Linked DNA regions of Homo sapiens: region 2 is linked to region 1. Evidence: chromatin contacts called from ENCODE Hi-C or POLR2A ChIA-PET data. All regions are on one chromosome and are shown on one strand. Each heading gives the region's core, a stretch centred on a gene start or an enhancer-like site at or near the end of the contact. The rest is flanking DNA. Distances are from core to core; before and after follow the strand shown.

Region 1 (5,328 bases), core at 956-3,455:
GTCAAACTCAATTCAGTCAGTCTGAAAGCAGAGTCCATATTCTTCATTCTGGTGCTTACGTTTATGCCATGCCTCAGGAATGTATGTATGTATGTATTTTTTAAGACAGGGTCTCACTCGGCCACCCAGGCTGGAGTGGAGTGGTGTGATCATAGCTCACTGCAGCCTCGAACTCCAGGCATCTTATACATAACTGTTTCCTCAACGTGGAGCAAAAGCTCCCCTGCCCCAATATCCCTGAAAAATAACATTGAGTCTCTCCTCAAGTATCAGCTCCTCAAAGAGGCTTTCCCTCCTTGATGCTTCTATCTAAATAGTTATCAATCACTGATAAATAGATTTGGAGATCACCCAAGAAGCCCTAAACAACTGCCTGCTTTTCTTTGGAGAAGAAGGTGCAGGTCCATCCTGCACCCTCCCCCTCCCCCCGCCCAAACCAACAGACACGCACCCCAATCTCCAATAATCACTTAGTTGCCAGAAGAGAAGGTAAATACATGGATTTTTCCTCCTGCTGAACAGTCCCCACCCTCCCAAGACCCCTAGCACAGGCTTCAAGATTTCTCCAGTCATTCCCTGGGACAATTCTGGGCCATGTTCCATCTCCAAGAAACATTAGCAAGTTGGTGGGCATCCAAATGCATAGGACACTTCGGATCAAGTTCTGGTAGGAGTCAGTTGCTTAACCAGCGAGTTGGGACATTTTGTCATGAAGTCCTTCTCTTTCTGACCTGGCTTTCCCTCATTCTCCCTTGCCCGTTTTCCAAGGTGGAGGCTGGAAGCAGTAGAAATTCCACCGAGACATGAGAGGAAGTTGTGGGTTGCCTAGTGGGCCAGCGCATCCCTCGGCTGCTGACCTGAGAGCCATCTTCACACATTTTATTAGGCCCTCTCCCACGGCAGGCCAACTACTAAGTTGTAGGAAGACCAGTTCCCCACCCCCGAAGGGCCACCAGCTTCCCAGTCACTCACACTCTAGGAAAGCTCTGAACAGTGGCACCTGTCCCTTGACAGGCCCATCAACATCCGCCTGTACTTGCTTCTATTATCTTCAGCCCATTATAACATGGGTAACATCGCTGTCAATCTGTACCAAAAATACTTAAGCTAGGCAAAATGAATGATCATCTAACTCAAATGAAGTCCAGGTTCCAGGCGATCATGGAGAAAAATGTAATAAGGTGAGCAGGATTCAAGGATTTCTGGAAGCAAGGATATGGATGATTTCCAAGATTAAATAAGGGATAGAACACAGGTTAGAACACCAGACTAGCCAACATTACAAATGACCAAGAAAGACCAATGACAGCTGGGTAGGAGTTTAATCTTCCTAAAGACGGCTGAACTCTGGGTTACACCTGCAATCTTTGTGGCAGTTCAACTGCTGTAATAACCCTGGCTATTAGCCTCAATGACACGGAAGGACCAGCTAACTCGGAGCTTCCCAGTGCTGGGGCTAACTCGTGGAGTGGCCCGGACGCCTCGCAACAAGTGAAGCCAAAGCCGGCGCCCTCCCACCAGACGGGGCTCGCGCCCGGGGACGCTAGTCCGACTCCCGGCTTCCCGCAACCCGGCCCCAAAGGCCTAAAAATAGGCTCAGCGTGGCGGCCGGGGCCGGGGCGGGCGGCGGAGGAGCCGGGCGGAGGCCGCAGTATCCCCGCCTCGGAGCCCCTGCTTCCTGGGGTTCCGGGCCGCCAGAGGCCGGGGCAGCTCCCCACGATGCCGCTGCGCCCCGGACTCCCGCCTGGAACCCCCAGGGGAACCGGCTCCCCACCCCCACACGGCCCCGCCGCAGCTGCTCCGCCCGCCGGCCCTTCGCCGTGAGAGCAAGAGGAAGGACGAGGAGACGGAAGCAGGAACGAGAGCTCCGGCCGAGGGCCCGGGCTCTGCCCGGCTGCCCCATCCCTGCACTCTGGGGGGCGGCGGGGCGGCAGCTGACGCAGGCAGAAACACGCCCGGCTGCGGCCAGCCAGCAACTTTGCGGCGGTTTCGTCCTGCCGGGAACACTCCGGGGCTGAGGGCGGAGGAGAAGGGAGGCGGCGGCTGGGCAGGAAGCCGGGGTCCCGGGGCTGGCGGCGGCGGGCTGCGCGGCGGTACCTGTCATGGTGCTGCCGGGTGCGCAGGCGGCCGGGGCAGCCTCAGGTTGGTGACTCAGAGAAGCCGGCACCGGGAGGGAGCGCGGCCAGCGAGGAGGCACGGCGGGGAACCGAGCGTCTGCCCCGTGCGCTCTTATAGCGGCCGTCACGTGGCCGCGCACGCTCTCGCTGCCGTCCGCATCCTCCCAGCTGCGCGGCCGGCAGGGGCGGTGGCCCGCGGGGCTCCGGGTCCCGCGTCTCCCTCGGCTCCTCCTCCCTCCCTCGGGGCTAGGCTGCCGCTGCGGCTGCGGCTCACCGGCGCCCCTGCTCCTACTTCCCCGGGGCGCCTGCCCTTGTCAACCGCGCGCCCCCTGTCGCCGCTAAACCTGGGAGTTAAGGGGGACTTTGGGGCTGAGTGCGGCATCAAACTCCCCAAGAAGCCAAGGGTTAGGGAACCTTAAAAAACAAGCAAACAAACCCCAGATTACTCTAGTTAAAATCGTGAGTCTGAACTGCTTGAATGAAACGTAAAATTTACGCTTTTTTTGCAGAATTTCGATCAGCCTCTATAATCATTCCTTAGTGTACTCACAATGGTTTTGTACCCTTAACCTAAAAAATATAGTGAATATTTCGTAAATGTTAAATTCTTGGAGCCATCTGCATCAATTAGGCATTTAAGTGCTTCATTTAATCCTTGTACGAACTCAGTGAGGTGTTACATATTCATTTTACAGACGAGGAGGAAACTGAGCTCAGAAAAGTTAAATTAACTTTTCTTTTCTTTTTTTTCTTGTATTTTTAGTAGAGACAGAGTTTCACCATGTTGGCCAGCCTGGTCTGGAACTCCTGGCCTCAAGTGATCTGCCAGCCTTAGCCTCCCAAAGTGCTAACTTTTCTATAGTCATATAATATAAATGGAGAAAGTAGGATTTAAACCCTGGCAGTTTGGTTACAGAATCAACCTTCCCACCCAGAAAGTCTTGGTGCCTCTTGTACACAGGGGCTCCAAAAAGGTTAGTAAATTATTGTAACTGTGGTTAGCCAATGCTAACCTGTTTCACAAATCTTGAAATGGTCAATTTGTCATTTTTCTAGGAAGTTGAGAAATAGCTTTAATGTGATCACATCCTTCTCTGCTCCCCATCCCCAGTCCAAACACAGAACAAGCCTCGGGTAGTTCAGTTCTCTGCAAACTGAAAACTGAAATTGCTCGGTAAATGTTGAATGAGTACTGCAAAGCCATTTGGAAACCAATCAGGAAGTTGACATCAGTTCAAAAAGCAAAACAGATGCTTAAGAATAAGTGATTTATTTGCAAAGGTGGTACTGCTGTCCTCAAACCAGTTATATCACTGTTTCCTCGTGTGTGGGTGTGGATCTCCTACATCAGAATCACTTGGGGGCACTGGTTAAAGCGTAGATTTTTGGGCCTAAGCCCAGACCTCCTGAATCAGAATCTTAAGGGTAGGTTTATTTTGGTGCAAAATAATTTTGAAATCCATGCATTTTTTTTTTATAATATGTATATTCTATGGACTTTTTGAAGTCGCGTCATATACTCTTGAGGTAATGAAATACTCTGTAGGCATAATCATTATATATTTTTAATATAAAAAGCTGTTCAAAATATATTATTTGAAGAAAAACAGGTTACAAAACAAAAAGAATCTTAAGGGTAGAACCTTAAAATCAGTATTTTAAATATCACCTTCCAGGAGCCTCTCTTGAGTCCTTCCTAGTCTTGACCATGGCCTAGAGACCGCTGATCACATGGGAGGCCCTCCCAGTTACTTGGCATTATGTGCTTCCGTTGTAGGAAACAGAAAAGTGGAAAGGGCAATAGATGGGTTTCCACTTATTCAAAAGATATAGACATAGAAGAGTTGGAGCTCTTTAAGGAACACAAAGGCTACACTTTTGTATCTTAAGTGGGGAGAGGGAAAACAAAGAGAGGTACTTCTCAGTCTGATTGCTCTTTTGCAGACTGAGAGGTGAACTTGGAAGAGTGAGATTTCCATCTTTCACCCAGAACCCTCCTGCCATCAGCTGACCCTTAACCATCTACTTCTTGCAGCCTACTATCTCAGGCTGGACTTAGCCAGGGATGTGGTGATGGGGCTGAAAGGGCAAAGCCAGGAGGTAGAACTGGGGACAACTGGGAAAAACAGAAAAGCTTCCCTTAGAACAAGCTCCTCTCTGCTGCAACTCCCAGGACGTTTAAGTAAAAGGAACGGTTACCACAGCTTCCCTTCCTGAGCTTCATGTATATTTACACAAATAGAAAGTTTACAGCTTTTACCACTTTGAATCAAATAGGGACATTTTGAGGTTGCTACAATCTGTTCTTCTTCATTGTCTTAATATAGATCATAATGACCCCACTGCCTACTTTTCCTGAGGCTGCCCTGCAGTGAGCTTCAGTCTGGTGTGAGAGCAAGACCTCTCAAACTTTAATGCGCACACAGATTGCCCAAGGATCTTATTAAAATGCGGATTCTGACTCAGTAGTTTGGGGGTGGGTCTCCCAGGTGATCCCCAGGCTATGGACCCACACTTTGAATAGTGAGGTGTTCAAACATTTTGGATTGTAAGGCCTTAGAGGTAGTGGATAAACATGGTATAGTGAGGCAAATGTTTCAGATTTTAGCTTGTTATTTTTTTTCTTGTGAAACTTGAACTAGTAAAATTACAGAATCCTAAAAGAAAGATTTAAGTTAAAAAAGATAAGTTATACCCTACATCAGTAGGCATGACTATTAACCATTTAAACCTATGCTGAATTCATATATTCGGAATGGTCCAAAATTCATTTTAAATTGGCTTTGTAATGCATTATGTAATTTTTTTGGCAGGATACTTACCTTCCTAATTAAGTTTTGTTTAAGATAATGCTGAAATCAGTTTGCATTCTTTTGAGCACACACACTAATTGATGGTGGGGGCAACTGACCTGGAAATATATTCCGGAGCAGAGGGCAACCTACTCGCCTGAGAATCAAATGGTTCCCACGGAAAGTTTGTGAAATACATATACCACATCTGGCCAGACACAGGAACTAACTAGTCAACTAACTTAAAATTTTGCCCTTAATTGATAACATACACAATCTGTACCTGGGATTGTTGTCGGTAATCACAATATCAAGCAAAAGTTTGGTTTCAAGAAATAATATCCTTGGAGGCCCAAAGTAGTCCGTTCTTCACTTGAAAGCTAGAGTCCCAAACTCCAAAAGTTGCAGTAGCCTGATGG
Region 2 (5,541 bases), core at 564-3,063, 260 kb before region 1:
TATTTATAAAAACTAAATTTTATCCTGAAAATAAGCTTTGAAATGTAGAATGAATATCTACCTATCTTGCTAGAATTAATATATATTTTTAAAAAGATGACTTACATTTTTAGGTAAAACAGCTTCTAGATATAAGAAGTTCTTCCATATGAGTTCTTTGTCTAAATTAATGGTTAAATTAACTAACTTTGTGGGGTTTTTTTGTTTTTGTTTTTATTTTCTTAAAGCCAAACGAGCATGTATGTGGACAGAAGTGGAACACTTCTTGGGTCCAAATACAAGAAAGTCTTATATCGTCAATATGATGATAACACGTTCACAAATCAAACAAAAAGGAATGAAGGTGAAAAACATCTCGATATACTAGGTATTGGTATGCCATAAGATTGGTTTTCGAGTTTTTCTTGTCCTCAGCCATTAGAGATTGTTGTACACATGGAGGCCATTGTCAACCTCTACTTCAACAGAGGAAAGTACCTGTAATTCTGGTTTGTTTGCTGATAGGCATTTTCATTGGGGGAAAAAATGATTCAAGTGTTGTTTCCTAAAAAATAAGGAGAATGTAGAAAAGTAATGTGCTCAGTTTCAGATTACCTGGATTCTTGCTCTCAGAATTAAAAAATTCTAGAAAGGAGTTTAGAAGTAGCGTGCAGGGATCATTTCAATACAATTAAAACAAAGCCCAGGGGACCCTAGTATAGTGAGGAAAGGAACTTCTTTATGTAAATTTAAGTGTCTTCTGTCTGAGTGAGGAAAAGTACAACTCTTTCTTCCACCCTTGATAGATCAAGTAGGAAACCTCTGAGTCATCCCAGGTGCCCACATGCGACATTTCCACACGCCCAACTCCTGTTTCAGTCTTAATATCTATGTGTATATTAGAGGTTATTTTATGATGTGGGATCCTGAGGAGATGGATTTACATGCTGATGAAGAGGAATTTTTGCTCTTTTTTGCTCTCCGTCAGCCTCTAGAGCTTGTCTCTTTGTGAGCCCTGGAGGGAAGCCTGTGCTATCCTGTTGCTGCTGCTTTTGAGTGGGCCCCTATCTTTAGTAACCACAGGATGTTTGTTTTCTCTAGGATTGTGGCTGAATGCATGAAGATAAATAACGCAATCTGACCCTCAAGGTTCTATTATTATTTACGCAAAAAGGAAAACACTTTATTAAAAAGAAAAACCATGCATATTGTTTGGGGAGGTGAAATGGTCACAGGGAGCAAAGAGGCCCTGTCTTTAGCTAGCATTTAGCCTCCAGCAGGCATCTTCAGGGCTCTAATTTTAGTAATTGTAGCACAAGTTTGCAGAAAGTTCTTGCTGCTTATCTCATCTCAAAACCACCTGTGTTTCAGAATTTTTCAGAGCCACTAATTCAACCTGCTTCCAAATAGAAAGAAGATTTAAAATGAATTTTATACCTGTAGTTTCTGGCTTAGGATGAAAGGGAGAGAGAGTAAAATGAAGGTTTTTAGTCTGTAAGAGAGAAAATCACTTTGGGTCAATAAACAGGCCTTGCAGCTCCTTGCAATCCTCCAGTAGAATAAGGAGCAAGGGAATAAAAGGCTTGAAAGTTGAGATTGGTCAAGAAAGAAAAGAAAGGGTTTCATTTTTAAATTGTATGTTTTCCTAGGCATAAACCGTTGTTCATTAAAATAAGTTTTCTGGCAAAAAAAAAAAAAAAAAAACTCATAAAATTCTAAATGATTTAAAAATTTCAGGCAAAAATCATGTTTCATAAATCAGCAATGATCTACTTGTTAAATGTTTTTATTTCATTTGGCTGCATGTTAAGTAAAAGGATAAGAATAAGTCACTGTGTAAATAAGAAGAGAGATGACTCATAATTTAAAATAAATAACAATTACTCAGACATATTTCTTTTTATATTCCCTAGGTCCATTAATATTGCTCAACCCTGGTCAAATAATTCAAATTATCTTTAAAAATAAAGCCGCAAGACCGTATTCTATTCATGCTCATGGAGTGAAAACAAATAATTCCACTGTTGTTCCAACTCAGCCAGGTAACTACTTTGGGAGAAAAATAATCCCCAAAGCTTTTATGCAGGACTACGAGGCTAATGTTCTTTTAAATATATGGGTGCAGTTCCAGATGAGAGAGACGAGTGGACTAGTAAGATGAGCCTGAAGAAAGCATTTGGCGGGGGAGTTCCTTCTGCAAGTCAAGTTTACTTCCAGGCTGGGGCACCATGAGCAAAACTGTGAAGTGAAGGTTTGGTCTTCAGGGCCTACCTCCCCAGTGTATGAATTTCTCCTCTAGGTCCACCCTCCCTCCCACCGCTGTACCTGTCCAGCTGCCAGGTATTCTTATACTATATACAATCTCTCCAACTAAAGTGCTAAAGTAGGAGTTGAGTACAAGATGCAATATGTGAGAAAGTGGGGGAGGATTGAGCCAATAAGAGGAAATGATGGACCCCATGTATTAACATTTCCGTGGAATGGAATCACTGCTATACAGCATGCCATTCAACATAATTAACTCAGAAGAACATTAATATATTTTACTTAAAAATGCCCAGTAAGCAGACTGTGATATGAGGATTTGTGTGTAGATAGTGCTCTTGGAATCAACTAATATGGAAAGAATGAGAAATGAGTAGGATTGGACAGGGAGTGAGGTTAAGCAGAGATGCAGCCTCAACAGAAGTCACAGCCAACACAGTTCTGAAGATAGGGTGACCTTCAGCTTTCCTAAGCTGGAGTGAGAGAGCTGGGCTGTTATGTCCCTGAAGCAGTCATTAGATGCAATCTTGAGCAAGGTAGCTTTCTTCAGCCAAGGCTCTCTCTAAAGGAGGCTGACGCCTGCTGGAGTGAAATGTTCTTCATTCTTGATTGGGAATCTAGGGGTGGCATCAGAATGTCCACTATAGTTGCTCACCAAAACAAGTAGTTTTGGAAATTAAGAGTATCAATGAAAGCCAAATTCAGAAAGAAAAGATTTGTAAAGCAGAGGGACTGACAATAGACTTTGATGGTGGGCGAAATGTTTCTTTTTGTTTTTAAAAGCAGTCCTGTGGTCTGTTAAGTCTCATATCAAGGGAGTTTGCAAGTCAGTCCACTGCTCTGATTAGTTAAGAAAGGATCTACTACATGCATTCCACAAACACTTCTGAGTACTCTACCTGCTGTATGCCAGGCATTGTGTGATGTACTGGAAGGCAAGGGTTAGTGCTAAGTAGATTGTTACAGATTTGGGAGCTGGAGGTGGGGTTGGTTAATGTCATAGGACTATAACTCCCATGGATCTGTGGAAGTGGGAGATACAGAATTACGGTGGGGAGGGAGCAAAAGAACTTCACTGCAATATAGAATATAGAATTAAGATCCAATAGGACTAATATGCACAGCCTTGAGGGCAGGGAGGAGGTACATGTGATCCACACATTGGAATGTTCAGAGCAGGGATTCAAGGCTTTGTCACATTGAGTAATTGCCACATTGACTAAGATCACAAAGCAAGAAGTGAAACCAGAAGTGAAAGCTAGGACTATGCTGCCTACTATTTTTATAGCTTTAGTGTTTGCTCATTGTCTGGTTCTCCGTAAAGAAGTCTGATTTTAAAAGCTCTATTTAAATACACTTCATTTGTCTATTTCAGGAGAGATTCAAATATATACTTGGCAGATACCTGATAGAACTGGTCCTACCTCACTGGACTTTGAATGCATACCTTGGTTTTACTATTCAACTGTATCTGTGGCTAAGGTAAATTTTAAATCAAATAACAGTTCTTATCCTATCTCCTCCCAGAAATTATAACGGAAGGAAGAAGGTATTTATCATTGCTCTTAAGAACCTTAGTTCCATGTAAACTTTCTATTAAGTAACTTAATTACTGTTCAGCTTTTATTCCTACATTGGTCTGCATTTTTCAAGAGCAAAATAAACTATTACCTCATGATTACTTAGGCTTATAATTCTTTGCATAATCTCACTGTGAATTGAAAAATATATCTAATTATACAATAATAGACTATACTTTGTTCCACTGAATAGTATTCGAATTACAGAAAACAACATACACTAAAGAATTTTAAAATTCAGTTGGATGTGGTGGCTGATGTCTATACAAAAAATTTTAAAATTAGCCAGGCGCAGTGGCACATGCCTGTAGTCCTAGCTACGGGAGGCTGAGGTAGGAGGATTGCTTGAGTCCAGGAGTTCAAGATTATGCTGAGCTATGGTCACTCCATTGCCTAGGTGACACAGCAAAACTTGGTCTCTAAATAATAATAATAGTAACAATAGTAATCATAAATAAAGAATGGTATAATTCTATGATTAATAAGAAATATATATATACATATTGTGTGTGTAGGGGGGTGTATGTGTGTGTGTGTTTATATTTAAAACCCTCAACTATAGGGTTCAAGTTTATTTGCACTAAAAAAAAAAAAAAACAGTGCAAGTATTCTATTTGAACTCTTATCTTGGCCCACTCTGCCTGGAACAAGAATCTACACAGAGATTTAATTCAAAAACAAAATGAAGACAAACAAACCAAGACTCTCAACTAAAAGCTGCTGCAGGGGCAAAAGCACAAAGGTGAAGGGACTAACTCCTTTAGACTTCCTGCCAACCAACTTCAATGCCAGGAATTCTAATTAAAACCAAAATTCTTTTTTTATTAAAATGTCAAAAATAGAGCTAAATCCACTGAAAAATGTATCTAAAATCCCTTTCAGAGGTTTGGTGTTCTCTTTAGACTTCAACTCTAATGAATGAGGTTACAATTTTTCTTCAATCAAACATTGAGCATGTCAAATATTTTGTTCTTCACTCTCAGAATCCTGATAATTAAAAACTCAGGATTTGACCTCATTAAAAACTAAAACCGGATTCTACCTCTTTTATTTTGTGGGGGAAAATGTTAGTTGTGGCCACAGTGAACGATCTTGCTTTGCCTCCTCAGGACCTTCACAGTGGACTGGTAGGCCCTCTCTCTGTATGCCGCAAAGACATCAACCCCAACATAGTTCACCGTGTTCTCCACTTCATGATATTTGATGAGAATGAATCCTGGTACTTCGAAGACAGTATCAACACCTATGCTTCAAAACCAAACAAAGTGGACAAGGAAAATGATAATTTTCAACTCAGCAACCAAATGCACGGTAACATTCACTCACTGACTCACCAATGGTAACCCACAGGTTGCTCTGCACAAATGAAACAGATGAAAGGGCCTCGCTCCACACTGTTTATAGAATTCAACTACATATAACTGGTATGGATCATGTAGACCAGGGGTCAGCAAATTTTTTCTGCAAAGGGCCAGATAGTAAAGAAGTTAGGCTTGCAGGCCACATGGTCTCTATCATAAGCCATACTCTACTCTGCCACTGTAGAATGAAAGTGGTCACAGACAATAGGAAAACAAATGAAAGTGGCTGAGAGCCAAAAACTTCATTTATGGATGCTGAAATTTGTATCTCATAAAACATGTCAAGAAATAATATTATTAAATTTTTTTTCAACTATTTAGAAATTTTAAAACCATTCTTAGCTCATGGGCTGCAG

Evidence for each region. Hi-C counts contacts between places; a loop is a spot of excess contacts on that map. ChIA-PET counts read pairs that join two places held with the same protein, here RNA polymerase II (POLR2A). Pooled maps may share reads with other maps.
Region 2: a loop to region 1 is called in a map with no recorded cell type, with 4 times the contacts of the local background. The contact joins the enhancer-like site here to the promoter of GYG1 in region 1. A Hi-C loop is called at or near these places in 1 of 37 single-sample maps with no recorded cell type and 6 of 50 pooled maps. POLR2A ChIA-PET finds 5 or more read pairs at or near these places in 1 of 52 experiments (WTC11).

What each region holds. Positions count from the first base shown.
Region 1 is chr3:148,988,417-148,993,744 of GRCh38, reverse strand. It overlaps GYG1 (glycogenin 1), which reads right to left and starts at 2,205. Exons shown (of 8, transcript NM_004130.4): 1 at 2,098-2,205. The coding sequence starts at 2,104. RefSeq lists silencers at 1,189-1,483, 1,517-2,566.
Region 2 is chr3:149,243,848-149,249,388 of GRCh38, reverse strand. It overlaps the pseudogene CPHL1P. Among named protein-coding and RNA genes, the nearest start is that of CP, 25 kb to the right of the region's middle. Within about 2 kb of position 1,813, at least 4 of the 41 ENCODE cell types and tissues checked have a DNase peak (open chromatin) inside an H3K27ac peak, as active enhancers do.